Regions from separate parts of the Homo sapiens genome. Here regions 1 and 2 are each linked to region 3. The links are chromatin loops, found by intact Hi-C in ENCODE. Cell type or tissue: A673. All regions are shown on one strand. Each heading gives the region's core, and the rest is flanking DNA. Links, peaks and the distances in the headings are about the cores only.

Evidence for each region. Peaks named below come from ENCODE experiments on the same cell type or tissue, not always from the same donor. Only the 100,000 strongest peaks of a DNase experiment are listed, where the experiment ranks them.
Region 1: a loop joins it to region 3, with 4 times the contacts of the local background. A loop is called at or near these places in 6 of 110 quality-filtered maps.
Region 2: it touches region 3 in a loop (2.5-fold over the local background); 3 of 110 quality-filtered maps call a loop at or near these places.

The regions. Positions count from the first base shown.
Region 1 is chr12:17,987,936-17,996,370 of GRCh38, forward strand. No RefSeq gene overlaps it. Among named protein-coding and RNA genes, the nearest start is that of RERGL, 98 kb to the right of the region's middle. In A673, for the core only: a CTCF peak has its summit at 4,315 (motif pointing left); a DNase peak (open chromatin) is centred at 4,296.
Region 2 is chr12:17,971,159-17,979,593 of GRCh38, forward strand. No RefSeq gene overlaps it. Among named protein-coding and RNA genes, the nearest start is that of RERGL, 110 kb to the right of the region's middle. In A673, for the core only: a CTCF peak has its summit at 5,256 (motif pointing left); a DNase peak (open chromatin) is centred at 5,253.
Region 3 is chr12:16,936,134-16,944,568 of GRCh38, forward strand. All of the region lies in intron 3 of LOC105369677 (a long non-coding RNA gene), which reads right to left. Among named protein-coding and RNA genes, the nearest start is that of LMO3, 330 kb to the left of the region's middle. In A673, for the core only: a CTCF peak has its summit at 3,902 (motif pointing right); a DNase peak (open chromatin) is centred at 3,888; H3K27ac peaks cover 510 bases.

The sequences.
Region 1 (8,435 bases), core at 258-8,257, 1.1 Mb after region 3:
TCTAAGGACAAATACCATGTCTCAAATTTACATGTTGGTTCCTAGAAAGAAGTAGCATCAGAAATCCCAATCTTGCATAGTCAGCCTACAAAGTAGTAGAAAATGTCAGGATAAAATTTACTAGGTAAGTCTCTTCTTGGATCCCAGGTATGTGACAAAAAAAAGTCTGAACACAGAAGTATAAAATCAATTTTATAGAATTTTTAAGCCTTGGAAATGATGGGGATGATGCCAAATAAATGAAAGATCAAATGCCAAATGAATAAAAGATCAAATAAATGAAAGATCAATTCAGAATACTGTTACCTCCCACATTCTACCTGGCCTATAAGCAGGCCCATAGGCTTCCTTTAACAAATGCCCAGATCAAATGTCTTAAGGGACTTCTTTTCTTAGAATAGTAGGTGTGACCTCAAAAGTAATTAAACATAAATGATCCTTCCAGGAAGAATATTAAAGGGATTTAAGGTAGAAAGAAAAACATCGTGAAAGAAAGGGGAAACCACAGAGCTTGACCAAGTAGTTAATATAAATGTAGTGTTTGAGGATAATGTTTGGAGCATCTAAATAAAAATAACTTTCTTATTTAGGAATTTGAAAAATAAATCTCATTGAAGTACAACACAAACAAATAAAAAATGTATAAATCATTAATGCACAGTGAAATAAATCATCATTAAAAAGAACAAAGCCATTTAGCAAAAAACAGGTAAAGATTAAAACATTACTGATGCCACGGAAGCCCTCTTAAGCCCCTGCTAAATATGACCAGCCACCTTCATTTCAAAGGAAACATTGTAGATTTGTTTTGAAATTTACATAAATAAAATTATATACTATGCTTCTCTGTTTTCACTCAACATTATGAGATTCACCCACATTAGGCTATCAGGCAATTATTTTATTGATTGAAATTTTTTAAAAATAATTACAACCAGTTATGGCAAATCACAGAAAATAATTCTATAGGTTTCCACAAATTTAAGTCATGTTTATATTTGAGTAAATCAATGACTGTTATAATTTCAAATCTGGCTCTACTGAGTAACAACTAAATAAATGCAAATATTTGGCCTTCTAACTTAAACTGGACATAGAATAGAAATAAAATACTTGTGCCATAAGGTTATTGTGAAAATCCAATGATTACGAATGCTTTATACAAAATTATAATAAAAATTAAATGCAATACCATATGAACACAGAAATTTTCACTTGTACGTAGGAAGTATGACTATAATGTAGAGAATAGGGTTTTTATGCGTGGTCTCCAGAATCCCGTTTGGTTCTCAGTCTTCTTCTGACCATGAGACCTTTTGAGTGTCTAGAGATCACCTACATTAGGATATTACCTACTCACTTGAAAATTTTTCATATTTACATATGCAACATATTGCCTTTAATTTCAGATTGTCAGAGACCACCTGAGGGAATTCCCAAATCTGTGATCCTAAGATTTAAAAAACAATAACTTTAGACTAATGCTTTGCAGATTTATCTTAACAAAACAAAAAAGTACTGATTAGAAAAATACTCATTCTTTTGTGGAGAGAAATATTACAGGGTCTTTTTTTACTTTCAAAAACAGGTGATAAGTAGGCAGAGAGTTTGCTTTCCTAGATAACTGAAATTAGACTGCAGAGACCAAACAATGCTTGCCTTTGAGTAGATTCAGATTTACCTCCTAAATCCTTTCAAATTCCTTACTCTGTTCTAGTCCCCAGATGCAGCATTTTTCTTGGGATGAAGTAATCTATGTATCCTCTCTGTCTCTCTCTCTCTCTCTCTTTCTCTCACTCTCTATCAATTTTAACTGATACTCTATTCTGACATGTAATTTGTGCAAAAGACTTCAGAAGTTCTTTTCAGATTTTTTCTCATTTTATCACTTAACCTTTTTGTTGTGAAAGTGCCAATACCAACTGGGGTTTGTTTGCAGCTAACAGAACCTGCTCTATTGGATGCAGAAAGTTATTTGATAGAAGAAACGAAGTGCTAACAAGATCATTGGAAGTTCCGGAAAAGGAGACTGTTGATTGGGCCTACTTGAATAATTTCAAAATCACATCACAGAATTGACCACTACTCTGCCTCTGACAAAATCAGGAAACTAAAGCAGGATGCTGCTCTCCCACATTCTGACTTTATGATCACGCAAACTCAGCTGGAATCTGGAGATCAGAAAACCACCACTACTGTTGCCAGTATGGAGAAGACACTGTGGGCTGTGATCCAAAAATAAAGACGCTCCACCAGGATAAATAGTTCCACAGCTACACTTCACTAGCCAAACTGACGTTAGGCACCATTCTCTACTTAGGTTAGTTCTGAATTCAAATCTTATATGAGTATACCTGATTAATAGGACCAAAACACATCCAGAACTCTTGCTGCAAGGTAGTCCTGGAAATGCAGTCTGTAGCTTTTTATCTGTATAGTACATAAGGCAGAACACTAGGAAGTGGAACAGATGCTGAGCAAGATAATCTACCTAATATGCCAAAGGCATCTAGCAGTAGTCAATCATGGCTTTGTGATTATTGAGATGTGATTATCACAGGAACATCAATACATCTCCAAATTAAAAAGAAAATAAGGTTATACTATATTTAAGCATCAGCACTATTATACAACAGCAAATGAAGAAAGGATATAGAACTGGAGTTACGCTTATTGACCCTTATACAGTGAATAATATAGATTGTTTGCAAAATCTTGCTGTACTGAAATTATTTTTACATTAAATATTTTTTGAAATAAGGAAGCTCGAAATCAGCTGGTGGTTATCTTTTGCTTTGTTTTAAAAAATGTGTATGTGTGCATTCTGATAGCAGATAATACACTTTCTTAGCATTTTTTGTAACAGAATTTGATCTGCAACATTCCAGATGTCTAGAAAGACAATAAGAAAACAGCAAAAACATTCTTTATCTATTAATTCTTATTTAATTATTATTTCTTATTTAATTAAACTTTTCTCTTACACAGTTAAGAAGAGTATTATTGTATTGGAAATGCTACATACTTTTTAAACCTTTGTCTCTATAATACTCTATAATAGTGGTATCACAAATGCATTCTCTGGAAGCAGATGTTCTCTTTTTAACATACAAGATATCAGGTTTTTTTTTTTAATTTCTTTAACTTTCAGATGGCTGTCAGGTTACTCTGAAGTCTAAAGAAACTACACTCAAATTAGTTTTTTAAAATTAATTTATGCCTAATAAAAATAATTCCAGTTATAATCAGTAACTAGAAAACTTTCTGTAATCTAACGTGGCACAACCTAGGGAAAAATAAGTTAGCTATTGTCAAATGTAAGATGTCAGATGTATCCTTATCTCTTTCCTACATGAAGACTGAAAGAAAACCTGGTATTCTAATAGAGAAAATGTTTAGAACATTTCCATAGCAAATTGACCTTTATCCATCAAGCTTTGTTACAAGGTGACAATAATTTGATATACCACCTCATTTAACATTGAATTTCACCCAACATAACTTGAAAAAGATAACATTTTAAACAACTTAAAACTACACATTTATAGACATTGTTAAAGCAAGATTATAACAAAACCACAAACATTAAAAATATCTAAGGCGTAATGGAAGCTAAATGTATCCAAATCCTCAACTGTCAAAAATATCTCTGCTTCTCTCACAATTGCAGAAAATTGAGCATGTCTTCTCACCTCTGCTCCTGTCTGCTCTGACTTTCAATGTTGACCCCATTTCTATCAGGGGATCACTCACAATGGAAGACTCTGGCCAGTGGCTTGCAGGTTACTACTCCTGATCCCACCTCTAGTGATTTCCTCCCTGCCCATTTCTGGTGGGTCTCACTCACACAGAGAATCACTGGTCTTAGTGTGGGCGTGTGCAAGTACATGTGTGTGCAGATGTTTACATGCGTGTGTTGGGGAGGAGGTGTCAGAAAACAATGGAAATAACAAGAACTCTTTTTTTCCCCCACTGTTGTCATCATGTTTTTCAATTTCTCCCTGCTATTATCAGAAAATACCAGCAACTCTGGCTAGGGAGTAAGAATATATGCCTGGATTGGAATTTAAGCTCCAGCATTTGCTAACTCTTTCTGCTGCACTAATCACAACATTCTGGAGCATCATAAAAGCTAGTTAGCCTTAAATAGGGTAAATGACTCCTACCCTCAAAGCTATTGTAAGAATTTCATAATTATTAATAACATATGTAAAAATGGCAAACCTCAAGGACCACAGAAAGTAGACTCAATAACATGTTAGTTCCCTTTCTCCAGCTATCACAGAACTGTATTTGCTCTCCCCCTAGTGGCCGACCTCCATATTCCTCATTTTTTGCATAAATTACCCATTTCAAACACTGTTTTTACTTGCAATCCATCCCAAAAGGTCAAAAGACAAGACAATCTTGTGTAGAAATTAAATATTGTGGAAACCGAATGCAAACCTGATAGTAATAAAAAGAATACAAACGCTATATGAAATATTTGCTTTAGTGGGAAAAAAATATAAAAATGAGAAAATAAACAGCATCATTACAGAGACGGAAGAGCACGTGCTGCTTGCCCAGCCTGGATATAATTTTTGGTTCTGATTGTCACAATTACAAGTTAAGTTAGCATTATGTTTTTCATGCTTAATTTACTTCTGAGATGTTTAAAAGGACTAGCTCTTCGTGTGTTTGTTTTGCTTAGACACATCTGTTGACACTGCCTTCATCTTATAGTCAAACTGCAGGAGTTGGCGATGATTACAGATTCAATCCTCTGATTAGAAACAAGACTGATTTTTATGAAACATTTGTTTCTGTATTTTAAAAAAAAGCTTCTTTAATTTCAAACATTGCAAACCACTTTGTTTATTAGAGCTAGATTTATTTCTTAAGGGTGTACTTTTTTGGTCGGTTTTTGAGGGTTAGACAGAAAGTGGCTCCATTTCAATTACTGCATGTATGATTAGCAGTGTTATCTAGTTATTCCTCTAAGCTTTTTATTTTTATTTTTCCCTGTCTTTGACGAACACACCAAAAACAAAAGTTGAAAAATGTTCGAGTGGGTACAAATGGGTTAAAATTTCCATTTACTTGCGACTTAAAAATTGGGTTCAATTGAGGAGACTAAATCTTTTACCAGAATATGTTTTTGAGAGATACAAGAGACAACTGTAGCACATTTCTTATCTGTATTCAAATATCTCTTGAACACTCTGAAATATTCCTATTGATTCATTGAACTAATGTTTGTTAAATAAAAGTTTCTTGAAAAAAATCTAGGGGAGTAATTAATCTTAAACTTATAAAACTAGCTATTTGGTGGTGACATTTTCTCCATTTTCTTCCTTTTAAACTTGGCTTATCTTCATTTGTTGTCTATTGCAGATAAGAAACATTCAGGTCAGCAACATCAATAGGTTTTATTACAGAAAAACAGATGTTATCATCACCTACTCTGTCGGTTTAATTAGAAATATTGAAATGTTCTATATCCCCGTTAAGCCTAAAACTGTGGGAAATGGCTTGTTTTCCAAGTTCTTTGAATTCTTAAAGAGCTCCTGCTTCAAAAACTATATTATTTTCTTACATTTTAATGGAAACAGAGAAGAAAAATTTTGGTATTTTTCTAAGCAAATAATCTACAATGTTTTAATAAGATATGACCACATTTGACATTGATTTTAATCCCATAGATCATGGTACTATATTAGAGGCAAAAGCCCCATTTTTTGCCAAAAAAATAGGACAATGGGTCCTCAATATGTTACAATATCAAGTGGACTGCAAAATAACAGGTGGTTAAATACCAAACAGTTTTGTTTTTTATTAAATAACACTTTAGATTAATGATGTCCTTTACATAGTCCTTTGGGAAGCCAGGCTAACACCTTTTTATCTTCAACATGCAACTTCCATGGTTCCCAAACATCACTCATTCCAATCAATCAGAGAAACGAAAATGGCCTGCAAGTGTTATAGCATTTCCGCTAGAACTGAGCCAAAATTCAGTCCCATGACCACAGGCAGGGTAGAAATAGGACCATGGAGGAAAAAAAATATGGTGACAGCTAACATTCTCTGCCTTAGTTTGCCTACTGGTAATCAAATATCCATTTGCACATTTCTTGCTATGCGTAGAATATGCTGACACTCTTTTGTAAGGAGAAAACCTGAAGTCCTATCCAGCTTAAAGTCCAGAATCACTTGGTTTTGTGTAGATTTCTCCATGATGTTCAGAAGCAAGTCCAATGGCAAACACATTAAAAAGACAAATTGTCTCTCCTTCTCCAATCTCCAACATACAAAAACCAGGCCTTCTTCCCTTAGATTGGAGAAAGTTGTTTTATTAGACCTGAGTCTGATCTCTGGTAAACATTTCCAGAGCCCCCTGCTCCTCCAGCTAATGGATTCTCTGTTGTCTTTTTCTTCTCAGCCACATCTGAAGGGTGTGTTGAAGAGTATGCTAGCTTTTGTGGTTGCTCAGACTTTTCAGCCTGATTCTCATTTATGTAAGTTTGGAGCTTGAATTAGTTTTTAGGCTTAAACAATTTGAAGCTATTTTAGAGCACAACAGCGGTTTCTTTGGCTTAACTAGTGGTTATCTCTAATATTGATCATACTTTTTATCTATTTGTGTCTGTCTCTCTTATGTCCACAAATCACAAAAAGAGAAATTCTTACCAGTTTCTAACTCTGCTCATTTTCTGCCCTCTATTTAATATACAATATACCTATTGTTCAAATTAAAGGCACCTACCCACTGACAGTAAGGTCAGCTAAAGAATAGGATTGGTGAGAAAGACAACAGCACACTCTTCTGTTCACTACTTGTTAAATATATTTGAAATATTTCATTATTGAATTTCTTTTTCTCAGTTATATTTCAAATTAGTGAAGTTGTTAAACAGAAAAAAAAGAGTTGATTTAAGTGTTGCATAAAAGCATAGTTGAAATAGCCAGAGAATCATGTATTCGTATATATAGAATAACTATTTTATTCCATTATATAAGTGTGTATACACAACAATTTTAGGACATGTCATTACTATTCTCCCTGATTAGAGTTGAATATTGCTTTCTGAGTTATAAACATTATTATTAGATGGCATGTGAGGGCAAGAATGTTTGCTGAAATGTGATCAGGGATTTAGATGGCTGAACCTTACCCAGAAACCAGAACAGTACAGCAGAATAATAAAGGAATGTATATCCTTCTTGTTGAGAGCAAACCATATTAGTCAAAGATTACACATTCACGTTTGTGGCTACCGTATTTACTTTTGCTAGATAGATGGATAGATACATTCTTTTTCTTTTCTTTTCTTTTCTTTTGAGATGAAGTCTCACTCTGTTGCCCAGGCTGGTGTGCAATGGTGCGATCTCGGCTCACTGCAACCTCCACCTCCTGGGTTCAAGCAATTCTCCTGCCTCAGCCTCCCAAGTAGCTGGGATTACAGGTGCCCACCACCATGCCCAGCTAGTTTTTTGTATTTTTAGTAGACATGGGGTTTCACTATGTTGGCCAGGCTGGTCGTGAGATAGATGCATTCTTAGTGGTGGAGTATTTTAATATTATACATTTTGATGATAGTAACACTAAAGATTACTCTCCTAGAGGAGCGTGATTGGAGAAAAAAAAGGTCAGAAAACCAAAGATTTGACTATGTCTTGACTCTAACCTCACTTTAATTAAGGTGCTTCATCTCTGGTGTTCAGTTTCCCCCTCCAACAATGAGAATTAGTGATATGTTTTCTTAGGCTGAAAGTCTCCTCTCATCAGAGACTGGACAAGCTAGTTGGTTTACTTAGAAGTTGACAATAGTGGGTTGAGAGTTCCAAAGAATTAGATTAAGAGAAATGTATTATGGAAAAAGTTAAATGAGATCTTGAAATCAGATGCTGAAGCATCAAGACGTGAAGTCAAATTTGAGATAATCATAAATAAACAGTATTCAATAAATAAACAGAATAAATAAACAGTATTCTCATCTGAATGAGAAGAGCAACAGTTGGGAAATGAATAGGATTGAATGAAGGAAAAGAGAAGACAATTCAATCGTGAGAATAATTAATAAATTTCTGGAAAACCAGTGGGCATAAGTATACTAGTGTCCCCTAGTGTGAGTCTATATCCAGGATGGAGGAGACTAGTGCATTCCATCTCAAATATTCTCTAATTCAGTGGTGTTGTCTTAAATTGGAAAACAAATAATTTAATAGAATGAGGTTCCTGAAACTACAAGAGTAATAGGGAGCCAATGGGTAAATAAAGAATAGATTACCAGATAAGGCCAGAATATGTCTGACAGACTTGATTTTCAAGGTATAAGTAGAAAATCAAGGTTTGACATAATCAGAAATACAGTATTTAAGAAACAATAAAATCTTATCATATGCAAAATTAGCATAAAAATATGTAAAACATATTTATATCTTATAGAAAA
Region 2 (8,435 bases), core at 258-8,257, 1.0 Mb after region 3:
TATTGATTTTTCTCCATAATTTCTCTATTTCTTTGGTTTATGATTTTATTTTTATTATTTTCTTCCTCTGCTTATTTGGTATTTATTTCTTTTTTCTTTTTTACTTTCTTAAGGTGCAGGTTTAGAACATGGATTTTAGATTTTTTTTTCTTTTTTTCTTTTTTTTAGACAGAGTCTCACTTTGTCACCAGGCTGGAGTGCAGTGGTGCAATCTCGGCTCACTACAACCTCTGCCTCCTGAGTTCAAGCGATTCTCCTGCCTCAGCCTCCTGAGTAGCTGGGACTACAGGCGCATGCCACCATGCCCAGCTAATTTTTGTATTTTTAGTAGAGACAGGGTTTCATCATGTTGGCCAGGATGGTCTCAATCTCTTGACCTTGTGATTTGGCCTGCCTCAGCCTCTCAAAGTGCTGGGATTACAGCTGTGAGCCACCGTGCCCGGCCTTGTTTTTTTCTTTTTCAATATAAAGATTTAATGCTGTAGATCGCTCTAGGTACTATGTTAGCTGCCATACACAAACATTGATATATTGTATTTTTCTTTTTCATTTAGTTCAAAATGTTTTCTAATGTTCCTGTAATTTTTTAACACATTGATTATTTTATAGCATGTTATAAAATTTCTAATATTTGATTATTGTTCACAGTATCTTTTAAAAATGGATTTCTGGTCTAATTTTGTTATGGCCAGAGAATTTTGATAATTTGAATCTTTAAAAATCTATTGAGATTTGCCTTATCACTCATTACATCTTGCTAAATGATTAATGTATACCCAAAAAGAATGCTTATTCCATTGGTGCAGCACAGTGATTAACAGTAAAGTTTCTGGAACTAAATGTTTGGCTTTGCGTCTCTCCCACTTTCTACTCTGTAGTCATGGAAAATTATTAAACACACTATGACTCATCTTTTCTATTTGTGAAGTGGGAATAAAATGAAGATGACTACCTCATATGTAGTAATAAGGACTGAATTTGTTAACTCATATAAACACTTTGATTTTTTTATAAAAAGTAACCTTTTCATATATATTAACTGTCCTTATTTATATTATAATTTTTATGATACTTGCCTTTGTCATCATCATCCATAGCAATAGCAGTTGTATCAAATAAACTTAAAAAACAGACTAAGGGGCAGTAGCCTGAAATGTGATAGAAAATCAGAAAAATATGTCATAAAAAAGGGAAAGGAGTGATTCAAGAAGGCAGTAGAAGATCATCCTAAAGTCATCTGCTTTCTCACCCTATAATTTTTCTCATTTACATAGAACTTCATGTACAATATATGCATTTACTTATTCTTCCCAGATTTATAATTTTGAGCCAGACTTTTCTGAACTACAGCTATTTCAAGTCACTGTTTACTCCACAGTATTACTTAGATTTCTCAAGGGTTTTTCAGGACTGATATGCCTGGGTTTAATTGATAAGTTTTTTCTCAAATATTGTTATATTCCAGAGTTTCTTACAGTATTGAGCTATTCATCTTCTTCTACAGGTCAATTCCTACTATTTAATATCTATCAGGAAGTCCCATTAATTTTTCCTTCTAAATATCGTTAAACGTGAAAATTACATTCTTTCCTTAATATCATCATTTTGGATCAATAAATCATATCTCATCTAGACTATAATGGCTTCTTTATCAATGTCATCCATTCTCAATGCCTTCACTTCCGTATCTACATTTTAGCCAAACTGGTCATGGTAAAATCCAAACCTGTTGGTCTTACCCCAACCCTCTCCTCTCCATTACTTATGTTTGGCTTTCAGTTCTTTGAAAGATCTTAGCCTATTTCGCCACCTGTATTTGTTATCAAGCATCCCCTTTTCCTTCACATTCCACTCACACAGGCATTCTGGCACTTACTCAAAAGTTTTCTACTCTTTTCTGCTAAGGTGTCCTTACACATATTTTTCTATGCCTAGACTCTACTTCCCTTCAAGTTAGTAAATTAGACTCATCGTATAGACCTCATTCCAAGTGGTGCTTTCTCAGAGAGTTACCTGAAACCTGTGACTAGATCTTATTTCTCAGTTTATGCTCCCAGTGCTTCTAGGAGCACATTCATAGACACATTGAAGTGTTTGGATTTTTTAAATTTTTATTTATTTATTTATTTATTTATTTATTTATTTATTTATTTACTTACTTACTTACTTACTGTTCTTTTTTTTTCTTTTTTTTTTTGAGACAGAGTCTCGCTCTGTCCCCCAGGCTGGAGTGCAGTGGCACGATCTCGGCTCACTGCAAGCTCCGCCTCCCGGGTTCACGCCACTCTCCTGCCTCAGCCTCCCGAGTAGCTGGGACTGCAGGCGCCCACCACCACGCCCGGCTAAGCTTTTGTATTTTAGTAGAGACGGGGTTTCACCGTGTTAGCCAGGATGGTCTGGATCTCCTGACCTCGTGATCCGCCCGCCTCAGCCTTCCGAAGTGCTGGGATTGCAGGCGTGAGCCACCACGCCTGGCTGGATTTTTTTTTTATTAATATCTGTCTCCCCACTATACTTTAAAATGGGCAGGGATAGTGTTCCTTATGGTTCACTACCTTATCACCAGTACCCTCAAGTACCTAGGCATCATAACTGTAAGGAAAAATAAGTAAAGGAGTAAAGTTCCATTTTAAAGTGGAATAACCTATCAAAGATAATGCAAAAGGAAAATTAGCAAAAATTTTAACACAAGAATATTAATGAGTGAGGTCCTTGTCATATAATTTTATCTTTGGATTGATATATTTTAGTGTGAATACAAATTACTTTTCTTTTGCTTAATGCCCCCCAAAGAGGAAGCCATTGTATTATGGTAAAAAGAGCCCTATACTCCCCCAAAAATAAGAAGACTGGGTTCTGCTCCTGACTTCTACCAAAGGAATCACATGTAAACTCACCCAAAACTACAAAGAAGTTTTTCTGTAATATAACTGTTGTCTCAAGACCACTTTCCCATTAACCTGTAACAAATTCCCTTCAATAATTAAGTGTATATTTGTAGTTTTTGTTACACTAGCAGCCAACCTAAAAACAATAATAAGTTTCATTAGGAGATAAAATCAGGGAACACCTGTAAAAAATAAGAAAGTAAGATTGGAGAAATTTGGGAGTCAGCAAAGATTGTACTGCACTATTTTTTCTCCCACAGAATGAGGGACCTGGGATATTTGTGCACCAGTTCCCTTTAGTCATTGGCTGAGGGTTACTCCTGGGCTGGATGTTAATTTTCAGCACTTTTGTCCTTCCCAGCATGTAGACATAATGGGTCTAATTGCAGGGAAACTGAGCCAGTTGGGAGATGGGTTAGTGTGTATAATTTGGTAAAGCCCAAATAGATATGGGAAGGAGATCATAATTGTCTTCTGTAGTTTATTCCTTGCACTGAACAGATTTGCTTATGCTGTATAAGAACATACTTATCACTGCCATACGACTCATTCAAAATGTTGCTTATCCTTTACGAGCATTTCCGTTCTCCTAAATTGATTGCTCGGCGGAGTAACCCGGATCTTAATTGCCAAAGGAGGCTGACCCTTTGTTATCATGCTCTTTTCAAGCATTGTTGCTTTAGTCACATTATAGTTATACTAACTGAGCATGGAAAAGGAGGACCATAGTGAACACCCTGTTTTCTACATATACACTTACTTGTCCCCAGGATGTAACAGAAACCACGTCTCATATAAGTGATTTTCCCTACAAGTATAGTATACCAGAATCATATGACTTTCTTTGCCTCGTAGTCTCCTGTGAAACAGTGCCTGTATCCCTTAATAGATGCATATGTACATATTTATATAAGGTCTCTATAAGGGACGCGTTGCATACCAGAAGTTGGCATTTGAATGAGGGGAATAGTTATCTGCAACAGAGGGCATGGCCTTGGACCAGCAACCTGGGGACACTATATTCTTAGAATTTTCCTTGGTAATTGCCAGAAATGTCATGTGGTACTCTGGTTTTACCACAGATACTCTTTGTTCTAAAACCTGAATTTGTTCTAAAAGCTGAATTGATGTCTTCAAACTCCTCAGAGTCCCGCTATTCACTATGCATCTTTCTTAGAGATGGGAGTTACCAGGAGTAATAACTGTCCTTTACCTTGGATGGGACATGCTAGAACATTGTGCTTCTACAGTATTCACTGATAAGCTAGTCCCCTGCATTTTTGTAGGATTTATTTTGTACCATATAGTGCTCATGTGTCTTATTTACCTGAGTTATTTCAATTTCCTGGTTTTGATATGTAAAGAAGATGATGTCATCAATGTGAGAGAACAATTTGAGGTTTGACCGAATATGCAGATGATCGGAAGTTTTTTTGGACTGTATTGTGACAAAGAGCAAGAATATAATTATAGTGATGATGCAAAATAATGAAAGTATATTGCTGTCCATTCCATAGGAATGCAATGTTCTACTTTTCTTTCACCACAGTGATGAAAAAATACATTCAAGGAATCAATAGTTGCATGTAAGTCCTAGAGATTTTGTCGATTTGTTCTAGTATCAAATTTACATCAACTGTGGCTGTGATGCCAGTATCAGCTATGATTGAAACTAACTGTTATGTTAAAAAGGGATTTCTGTCATTTGCTGAACCAGAGGTCATATTGGTGAATTAAATTGTGATATGAGACTACCACATCTAATTTCTTTAAATCTTTGAGAAAAACATTAATCACTGCCATTCAACTTGAAATATTATATTGCCTCTGACTTTTTATTTGAGCCAAGAATGTGAGTACAATTTTACAGGCTTCTACTTGGCCTTCCCTACAGTGAAGTGAAGCTCTTACATTATACAGAGCCAGTGGGAGGATCTGCCAGCTTTTAACTATAATTATTCTTATTACAAACCCATGACCAGAGAAATGACCACAGAATTGTGCTCACATCCATTAGACTTTCTATGAGGCAAACTTCGGGCAAGGTCCATTTATCACCTGCCCTCTGTGTTCCTTCTCTCTAATGGAGGGCCATCATCACTTTTCTTTTACCATTGGTAGTACTTAGGTTTCTGACTTATATCCAACAGCCTTTGGAAGATCTGTTGCAACATCAGGAGAGCGGATCATGATTTTCCACTATGGTGACTGACATCAGCCTTCTGCTCACCTGCTGTTGATCATTTCTGATGTTTAATCAAGTAACACTCTCCTTGACTACCCATCTCTCTCACCTCTAATAACAAAATGATTTACTAGCCCTCCCCACATATTCTTGTGTGTTACTGCCGCCTCCTGGCCATTCTATGCTTGCCGCTCATTGCCAGTGTTGCATTCACCCACTGCCATGATTATGCACTGCATCTGGCCTCTGCTATTCTTGAATCCTATAATCCCCATTGACTCGACAGCTAAAATTGTCATCTCTGCCTGAAATGACATCTTTTGACGTCCTGTATTTTCCTCCCCAAAACCCATCCTAAACACTTATTATTCTAGACCCATCTTAAATTCACTTCATGGTCATAAAGCTTTCTCAGATCCCTGGCCAAAATCAGTCTTTTCCTGTGGCTTCCTTATTTTTAGTTTGTACTAGATTATCACATCTTCTCAGCATCTGTATCAGATGTGATTGTGTTTTTCACCATAATGTAGCATCATTGAGTGTAGAAGCTCTGTACAGTTTATCATTGTTATCTCCTGAGACACGTTTCTTAACACACACACACCTTTATTTGGACTAGATGATATCATCTGAATAAAAGTAACGTACAATTCGAGAAAACATGAAGTGTATAGTTCAAAGATTCTGGATGATTATATATTTCAATACTTAATATTTAGTTAATTTTAAAATAGTGGAAATTGAGAAATAAGAACAATTCAAAGTTGTGATTCTCTATATCTATGTAAGGTAGATGCTAAGGTATATTCTATAAAAGTATATTTATTTATATGAGAATATTGTCCCTAAAGAGTGGCAGGTAAAAAGGAAGTTTATTCGTTTTAATGGAGCAATTTATATCTATTACACCAAAATCCTTCTGTATCTACTATATTACATTTTCAGTGACTGATTTAAATAAAGTAGCATTAATGAAGTACTTGCAATGATCCATTTACATATACCTTGAAATTAGTAGAGGAAGGAATGTAACAATGATGATTTCTTTATGTTAGCAATTCTGGGCTAGTTTACTTTATCTAAAGATCTCTAAGTCTTTACAAACATTAACATCTCCTTCTTATCCAGTGAGATAAGTATCATTATCCAAGTTTTATAGTGAAGTGATGGAGGCACAAAGAGATTAAATGATTTCCTCAAGGTTACTGTCAGTTGTGACAAAGAAAAAGAAAGTTAGATTTATGAATCTCAGTCTTAACCATCCTTGGGCTCTGTGTAGTTGTCACCCAAAAAATCCAGATAAAAAATTGAGAATACAGTAAACAAATAACACATAGGTAAAAAAACAAATATTTCAGTATTTGACATCATATTGATTAAATAGGTAGAAGCATTCAGCACAAATCTGGAAACCTAGTATATTGAAAAGGAGATGGTCCAGAGTTTTTAATTAAATGAGGATGGAAAGGATTGTTTTACCTTAGCTGCCAATCAATTTGTATACACTAAGCATATGACTGCTTTGAGAAAATTCTAAACTTATGTATCAAAGAAAATAGCTACATCATTTGAAATTTATTAACATGGCCTATGACAATTTATATATCTAAAATAAAACACTTTATATTACAACACAACAGAAAACTTTCATTGGGTAATATATTTTCTTTGTTCTTTGTTTTAACAATCCATTCTGTCAGATTATAAAGCTTAAAATCCCTTTTCTAAGTGACCTCTATGTAAAGCAAAAATTCTATTGTGAAAGCAAAACAAAATGTATATTTTATTCTGTGAAATCAGGTAAAAGAATAATCTTTCTGCATATTATCTAAGTAATCATAAATCTGCAATATAATTAGTATTTATTTATTGAATGGCTGCTTTTAAGAAATAAAATTGGTCCCAGGCAACTACTAAAAGTTCTGGGAATTATTTTTGTTTAAATAGGATACTTCTAAATCTCAGGTAGACAATTTGCTAATGACAAAAAAAAAAAAAGGAAGTTAAATCATTTGAAGTTTCTTCACTATGAGCCAATCTTCCATTTTCACAAACAAAAGATATCCGCAGGTCCCCTGATATCTGCAATAGGAGTTCTTCCATGTCCCCAGATTGGTTGTCTTAGTATAGCACTAATATACTAAGTCACCATGGCCCATGGATACCATATCCAATCTCTCTTATAGACTGCTGTTTTCCTTCAATTCTGTTTACCCATATCCCTTTATAATAAATAAAACATACCATAAACTGCACATATTTAAGGTGTATGTTTTGAAAAGTTTTGTCTCATATATGCCCTTTAAAACCATTACTACTGTTAAGATGATGAAACTGTCCATCATTTTCCAATTTGACCCTTTGTACTTCTATCTTCCCACTCCTTCCTACCCTTACTCTCCCATCCCCAAGCAACAAGGGATCTGCTTTCTATCACTACAGTCTAGTTGTCATTTTGTAGACCTTTGTATAAATAAAATCATTTAGCATATTCTTTTTCCTGACTTATTGTACTCTACATAATTATTTTACTATTTACCCATGTTATAGTGTATATAAATAGTTCATTCATTTTATTGCTTGGTAGTATTATACGGATATATCCCAATTTTTAAAAATGTAAATTTTTAATGAAGAGTGTGAACTCTTCATTGGTTTGTTTTCAATTTATGACTATTACAAATAAAGCAACTATGAACATTTGCATAAAAGTATTTCAGTGTACGTACACTTTCATTTCTCTTAGGTGAACATCTAGGAATGAAAACACATCTTATAGTAGGTGTGTGTTTGACTTTCTTTTGAGACAGCCATCTCAGTCTCTCATCCAGGCTGGAGTGCAGTGGCACAATCTCGACTCACTGCAACCTCTGCCTCCCGGGCTCAAGCAATTCTTGTGCCTCAGCCTCCCGAATAGCTGGGACTACAGCTAGGATTACAGGCGTGCACCCCAGAGCCCAGCTAATTTTTGTATTTTTAGTAGAGACGGGGTTTCGCCATGTTCCTCAGGCTGGTCTCAAACACCTGGCCTCAAGTAATCCACCCACCTCCGCCTCCCAAAGTGCTGAGATTACAGGTGTAAGCCACCACACCCAGCCTTCACGTTTTTTTCGTTTGTTTGTTTTTTTGAGACGGAGTCTTGCTCTATCGCCCAGGCTGGAGTGCAGTGGCGCGATCGTGGCTCACTGCAACCTCCGCCTTCCGGGTTCACGCCGTTCTCCTGCCTCAGCCTCCCGAGTAGCTGGGACTACAGGCGCCCACCACCACGCCCGGTTAATTTTTTGTATTTTTAGTAGAGACAGGGTTTCACCGTGTTAGCCAGGATGGTCTCAATCTCCTGACTTCGTGATCCGCCCGCCTCG
Region 3 (8,435 bases), core at 369-8,368:
TTTGTATTTTTTTGTAGAGATGGGGTTTCACCATGTTGGCCAGGGCGGTCTCAATCTCTTGACCTCGTGATCCACCCACCTCAGCCTCCCAAAATGCTGGGATTACAGGCGTGAGCCACCGTGTCTGTCTGGTTTTTATTTTTAATTCTGTTTGGGTGGTGACACATTTGTTGATTTGCATACGTTGAATCATCCTTGCATCCCTGGAATAAAATGCATTTGACCATGATGAATTATCTCTTTAATGTGCTGCTAAATTTTGTTTGTATTTTATTGAAAACTTTTGCATCTATGTCCATCAGAGATATTGGCTTGTAGTATTTTTTGTTGTTATGTTCTTATCAGGTTTTGGTATCAGGATGATACTGATTTCATAAAATGAGTATCTGTCCTCCTTGATTTTTTGGAATTGGTTCAGTAAGATTCGTAGTATGTATGGTAGATTTGACTGTGAATCCATCTGGTCTTAGATTTTTTGGTTGATAGGTTTTTTTATTGCTGATTTAATTTCATAAATCTTAATTCAGTCCATTTGGTATTTCAGTGTACTCCTGGTTCAATAAGGAGCAATTACATGTTTCCAAGAATGTGTCTATTTTCTCTAGGTTTTCTAGCTTGTGCTCATAGAGATGTTCACAGTAGTCTCTGAAGATCTTTTGTATTTCTGTGGTATCATTTGTCACATCACCTTTATCATTTCTGATTGTGCTTATTTGAATTCTCTCTCTCTCTTTTTTTTTTTTTTGAGACATGGTCTCACTTTGTCACCCAGGCTTGAGTGCAGTGGTGTGATCTCAGGTCATTGCAGCCTTGACCTCCTGAGTTTAAGCAATCCTCCTGTCTCACCTGCCCAAGTAGCTGAGGTTACAGGCATGCACTACTGGACCTGGCTATTTTTTTTTTTTTGTATTTTTTATAGAGATGGGGTTTCAACATGTTGCCCAGGCTGGGCTCGAACTCCTGAGCTCAAGTGATCTTCCTGCCTCAGTCTCCCAAAGTGCTAGGGTTACAGGAATGAGCCATCGCACCCAACCAGTCTCTTATTTTCTTGGTTCATCTAGCTAGCAGATCATCAGTTCTATTTATTCTTTCAAATAACCTGCTTTTTGTTTCATCAATCCTTTGCATGACGTTTTTGCCTCAATTTCATTTAGTTTAGCTCTGATCTTTGTTATCTCATTTCTTTTGCTAGCTTTTGGTTTGGTTTGTTCTTGTTTTCATAGTTCCTTAAAGTGCAACATCAAGTTGTTAATAAGAGGCCTTTCTGATTTTGATATAGGCATTTAGCACTGTAAGCTTTCCTCTTAACACTATTTGTGCTGTATCCCAGAAGTTTTGGTGTGCTGTGCCTCTACTTTCATTTATTTCAAAATTTGTTTTTGATTTCTGCGTTAATTTTGTTGTTTACCCAAAGTCATTCTGGGGCAGGTTGTTTAGTTTCCATGTATTTGTGTGGTTTTCAGAGCTCCTTTTTGGGTTTATTTCTAATTTTATTCCACTGCGGTCTGAGAAGATGCTTGATATGATTTTGATTTTGGAATTTATTGAGACTTTGTTAATGATCAAGCATATGGTCAATTTTGGAGAATGTTCCATGCATAGATGTAAAGAACATGTATTCTGCCATCATTGGGTGAAATGTGCTGTAGATGCCTAAGGTCCATTTGGTCAAAAGTCCAATTTGAACCCAAAGCTTCTTTGCTAGTTTTCTGCCTCAATCATCTGTCTAGTGTTGTCAGTAGGGTGTTGAAATCTCCCATTATTATTGTATAGCTGCCTGCCTCTTTCTGTAGGTCCAGTAGAAACTGTTTTATAAATGTGGGTGCTCTGGTGTTGAGTGTGTATGTATTTAAAATAGTTAAATCTTGTTGACTTGAAGTCTTTATCATAATATAATGCCCTTTTTGTCTTTTTTAAAACTGTTGTTCGTTTAATGTCTGTTTTATCTGATACAGTAATAGCAACCCCTGCTGTTTTTTGGTTTCCATTTGTGTGACATGTATTTCTCTGTCTCTTTAAGTATGTGAGTGTCATTACAGGTTAGGTGAGTCTCTTGAGAGCAACAGATGATTGGGTCATATATGTATATTATTATTATTATTATTATTATTATTATTTTTGAGATAGAGTCTCGCTCTGTCACCCAGGATTGAGTGCAGTGGCACGGTCTCAGCTCACCTCAACCTCCGCCTACCGGGTTCAAGCAATTCTCCTGCCTCAGCCTCCTGAGTAGCTGGGACTACAGATGCACTTCACCACGCCTGGCTAATTCTTATATTTTTAATAGAGATGGGGTTTCACCATGTTGGCCAGGCTGGTCTCGAACTCCTGATTGGGTCTTATATATTAAATCCAATTTGCCATAGTATATTCTTTAAATGAAGTATTCTGTCCATTTACATTCAAAGTTGATATTGACATGTGAGGTTTTGTTCCTGTCCTAGTGCTGTTAGCTAGTTGCTTTGTAGTTTCAATTGCATAATTGCTTTATAGAATCTGTTAACTTTTTACTTACATGTGCTTACATATGCTTTTTATGGTAACAGAAGTATTGTGCTTTCATTTCCTTTAGGTTTGTTTTTCTGGGAAAGATTTTATTTCTCCTTTATTTATGAAGCTTAGTTTTGCAGGATGCAAAATTCTCGTCTGGCAATTTTTTTTTAAAGAAGGCTAAAAATAGGCCCCCAATCTCTTCTGTCTTGAAAAAGTTTCTGCTGAGAAGTTTACTATTAGTCTGATGGGATTACCTTCCTCAGTGATTTGGTCTTTTTCCTTAGGTGCCTTTAGGATTTTTTTCTTTAGCATAGAACTTAGATAATCTGATAACTATATGCCTTGGTGATGCTAATTTTGTATAGTATCTTACAGGTGTTCTCCAAATTTCTTATATCTGAATGTCTACCTCTCTAGCAAGATTAGGGATATTTTCTAAATTATTTCCCCAAATATCTTTTCCACATTTCCTTCTTCTTTCTCAGAAATGCCAGTGAGTTATAAGTTTGATCCATTAGCATAATCTCAAATTTTTCAAAAGCTTTGTTCATTTAAAAAATTATTTGTCTTCATTTTTGTATGATGGGGTTAACTTTAAATTCTGGGCTACAGCCTTTGAAATTCTTTCCTCTGCTTGGTCTAGTCTGTTGTTAAAGCTTTCAACTGTGTTTGAAATTTCTTCAGTGAATTTTTTATTTTTAAAAGTTCTGTTTGGTCTATTTTTTAATATAGCTATCTCATCTTTCATCTCCTGCATTACTCTTCTGATTTCTTTGTGATGATTTTCAACTTTCTCTTGGTTCTCTTTGAGCTCCTTACAATCCATATTTTCAATTCTTTATGTGTCATTTCAAAGTTTTCATTTTGGTTATCATCCATTAATAGAGAACTAGTGTGGTTGTTTGTGCGTGTCACAACATTTTGTTTCTTCATGGTGCTGGAATTCTTGTGCTGGTCTCTTCTCACCTGTAGAAACCGTTACTTCTTATTTTTTAATTTATTTTTGTTTGAGTGGGATTCACTTCCCCAACCCTTGAGGATGTAACTATTGTGTATGCTGCAAAGGGTCTTTTGGCTTTGCTTCTAGGAATTCCTACAGACCCTTATCCTCCAGAAGGGTCTGTTGGAATTCCTTGGTTGTAGAGAGCTATAGTGTAGTGGCTTTCTTAAATGTTAATTGTTTGTGGCTGTAGTAGTGATGGGGTGCACTTGTGGTCAGGCTCACTGTCTTTTACAGGAAAAAGGTAGTGGAGGTCTCTGGAGGCTTGTGTCCTTTCCCAGCGTTTTCTCTGTCAGCAAAAATTATATTTGGTTGTGCAGTACATGCTACTGGACAGTAGGTGGCAATTGTGGGTGAGAGCTGGCTGAGTGCTGTACAAATACGTCAGAAGTTGTGACAGACTCTGCAGGTTAACGTCTCAGCCACAAGGTGGTGCTTGCAGGCAAGAGGCAATTGCAATATTGGCATTGGAATATTTACTTGGCCTTTGTTGATTACCGGAAGTACCTGGGTGTTCCTGGCAATGGGTAGGACCTGAGGATCCCAGGGTTACTGTTTCACACTCTGCCACCATGGTGACTGAATCGGGCCAAATTGGGTGGGGCTGGGTTGGACAAGCTCATGACTAGGCTCTCCAAGGCTGGTGAAAGCACTGATCTTGCTGGGAGTTTAGCGGCAGCTTTCAGGTGACTGGAACAACCCTCCTAGGAGAGGCAAAGTTGCTATTCCTTTGCCACATATCTAACTTAGTGGAGGAGTGGCAACCTGGGGATTTTTAACCTAAATGGTGACCACGAAGTGTGATAAGCTCAGTTCCTGTACCCAGGGGTCTCTCTCCAAGCCTCTGGCCCCAGCAACAGGCCCAACCAGCTAGATTTGTCCCAAACTGTCTACACCCAGATCACTAAGCCACTTCAGGCATTCTGGACTATGGGACTCCCTGGGGGAGAAACAAGGACTATCAAGCCACATCGTCCCCAGTCTGATCTCACTAATGGAAGGGCGCCCAGCTCCCATACCACCACACAAACCCATGTCACACTATTCTCTGTGTCCTAACAGTGGGAACTCCTTCTTTGCTGAAGATTAGGCCATAAATCTCATCTCTATACCCCTGGATGGTGTGCTCCAGTCCTAAGGAACTGGGACTGGGCCAGCGATTTTGTCCTCTTGTCCATTGGGGTCAAGCACCAGCTTTGATAGGGGGAAGCTGCTCCCAGGCCACTCAGATGGGACAATGAAGGGAATTCGGTGCCCCCACTCCCCTGGGAACAGCCAGGCAGGCAGCCTTGGTAGGGGTTGGCAGGGAAAGGTGTGCCTGGTTCATATGCACCTTGGTCCCATGGCAATGGCTATAGGTCCTTTCTGGGGCATCTGAGCATGCCTGGACCCACTCTTTTCTGGCAAGGAAAACAGCATGAGCTGCAACCACTCATTGCAGGATGTAGGGCCTTGGGGGATGAGTGCCCAGAGTCATCTTTTGTTGCAGCTGCCTCTCACAGCCAAGCCTTCTAGGCTCCACCAAGTTCAAGCAGTACCTCTGTGTGTTCTCCAGGCAGCTCCTCTTGCCAGTCCAGAGGTCTGCAGGGTTCATGGGAACTCCTGTAGCTATGATCTCAGAGGTCCACGGTGGAAATGTAGTTCCCTGGATTTCTTCATTTATCTGTACCCTGGGTCCAGTCCTGGTCTGGGGGCCAGTCTGGCACCTGAAGACTCCAAACAGGCTGCCCTTCTTCCTCCCTTTTCAACCACAATTTCTTTTTTTTTTTTTTAAATACTTTAAGTTCTAGGGTACATGTGCACAACTTGCAGTTTTGTTACATATGTATACATGTGCCATGTTGGTGTGCTGCACCCATTAACTCGTCATTTACATTAGGTATATCTCCAGTGTCTTTCATTACCTATCAGATTTCAATGCTTTTGCTCAAAAGATCTGTTCAAAGTGTGAGGTATACTTGATATTTTGGTTGCTCTCTCTGGAAGAGATGTATTGTGGCTACGTCTAGTCAGTCATTTCAATCAAGATATTTTACGAGCCCTATTAGTGCAGCCAGCAGCGCGTCAGTCTCATAATCTGAATCAAGATATTTTATTTCCTTCTTATAGTTTTACTTTTTTCTTCTTTTCTCTTATTTTTCTGATGAGGATTTCCACTAAAATATTTTCTAGAAGTGGGAATAATGGATATTATTGTGCTGTATTTAAGATCTTAGGGAAAAATAATTAGTTATTCACCTGTACATGTGATGAAAGTTATAGAGTTGTGCTTTATGTAGTTGGATAAGAAATGTTTTCTTTTTCAAAAATATGTGTGTTGAATTTTGATAATTGCCATTTACAAATCTATTCTGAATCTATTGTGATGCTTATATATTTTTATATTTTAGTCTCTTACTAGAGTGAATTACAATGATTGATTTATGAATGTTAAACCACCTTGTATTCCCAGGACAAATTCAACCTGGTTATGATGTGTTACCTTTTTATGTGGCTAACTTCAATAAGCTAAATTTGAGATATTATTTTTGAATCCATGTTTAGAGATATTTGTAATTTATTTGTAATTTTGTTGCAATAACCATTCTAAGCATCTTATTAATACTCCATCATACAAGGAGTAGAGATGTGTACCCTCTTGTTTTATTTTCCAGAAGAGCTTGTCTAGACTTGTATTTTTTTAAGTGTTTGCTAGAATTTACCACTACAATCTTATGGGCTTAGAGTTTCTTTGTGAAAAGTTTTGCTGCAAATGTAATTACTTTTAAATATAGGAATATTTAGTTTTTTTTGTTGCTCTTTAATGAGTGAGCTTTGGTGGTTTGCTTGATTTGAGTAAATCGCTCATAATATTCTCTCACCATTTAAATATTGTGGGTTCTGCACTGTTGTTTTATTTTAAAATTCTGATTGGTCATCTGTGTCTTCCCTTTATTTCTTCTCAACAGTTTAGCTGTTTCTTCATGGTAGATATTGATGGTTTGTGCAGAAAGTACTCCTGATAAGTGTGGACATTCTGGCATCAGCAAGTTTGAACAGCATGTATATGGAGGGGGCCATCCTACTTGATATTTAGCAATTTTATTGAACTTTAAAAAGAGCAATTTTGAGCTTCCTGGGCTTATTTTTCTGTTTTCTATTTGATTTATTCTCACTGTTTTAATTGTTTTTTTATTTAATTATTCTTTTTCTCTAGTCTTTTTTTTTTTTTTTTTTAATTGAGATGGAGTCTTGCTCTGTCACCCAGGCTGGAGTGCAGTAGCACAATCTCAGCTCATTACAACTTCTGCCTCCCGGGTTCAAGCAATTCTCTGCCTCAGCCTGCTGAGTAGCTGGGATTACAGGTACCCGCCACCACACCTTGCTAATTTTTGTATTTTTAGTAGAAATGGGGTTTCACCATCTTGGCCAGGCTGATCTTGAACTCTTGACCTTGTGATCCACCTGCCTCCGCCTCCCAAAGTGTTGGGATTACAGGCGTGAGCCACCGCACCCAGCCTTTTTCTCTAGTCTTTAAAAGTCAAATCATACACCAATAATTTGAGAACTTTCTTGCTTTGTCTGCTATAAAGTACCCTTTCGAACTGCTCTACCTTCATCTCACAATAATTAGTATGTTATGCACTCATTTATATTCAATTGTATTGTCTCATTTCCCTTGTGGTTTTGTTATTGACCTGTGGATTATTTAGAAATACATTGTTTAATTTCTAAATATTTGATTTTCAGACATTGTTTGCTATTGATTCTAGTTTAATTTTACTGGGGTCAGCTAATATATTTTGCATAGTTTTTTTTTTTCTTTTAAATTTGTGGGTACTTTTATTGCTTAGACTAGGTGTATGTTGCATTTGCACTTGAATGTAATCCATACCTGCTGCTAATTGCTGTAGTGTTCCATAAATATCAATTTATTTGGTCAAGAATATTGTGTTATTGGATTCTATTGTACCTTACTGATTTTCTAATTGCTCTTTGAATTGCTCAGAAAGTAGTATTGAAACTTGAATTTTAAAAATTAGCGTTATTGAAGTATAACTGACAAATTGTATGGTTTTAAGGGGAATATGATAATTTAATATATGCATATATTTTGTGAAATGATTACCACTATGAAGTTAGTTAAAATATGTCACCTCACCTAGTACCCTTTTTGTTTTGTTTTAGATTGAGAACATTTAAGCAAATTTTAACTATGCAATTTAATAGAACATTTGATTTTTTACTGGATGAGTACGATGTGTATTTTATATTGCAGGGTGATAGATTTTGTTGTATTCCTTTAAACACTTTTTGATTTGGTCGTGGAATGAGAAATCTAATACATTCTTTAGAGCCTTGCCCTTAAGGTTTTTTATGACAAATGCAGAGCACCCTTTAATCTAGGACTATTTTAGCCCCACTGCTTATGCATTACGTTTTAAAAATCTCTACTCCTGCTGCTTGTATTATAGGTCTTTTCTCTCTGGCTGGTGAGCAAACAAATATATAGGCTTCTGTGAACTATAATAATTGTTCAGCCCCCCTTTCCCAGTAGTTTTCTTTTGCAACTTTAGGTAAATTCATGATTTTTCTAATAAATGTCCAGGGAAGGATTAAACTGAAGCTTTCTGGACATTCTCTCTTTCTCTCTCTCTCTCTCTCAGTACATATTCTTCATTATTGTTACAAATTACAGCCACTTTGCTCTTCCCAAATTCCATTTTATCTCAACAACACAAAGGGTCCTGGGCTGTTTGGAATCTCCTTTCCCACCCCTTAGATTGGAAATTGCTTTCAGGCAATACACTGGCACAATAAGAAGGCTCAACTCATTTGTTTTTCTTCTCTCAATCTCATTCTCTTTATTTCCAGCGTTTGAAAATTATCATTTGATATATTTTATTTTATTTTCTAGGTGTTGAAGATGGGAAAATAAATTCAGTCTGTTACTCTACCATAT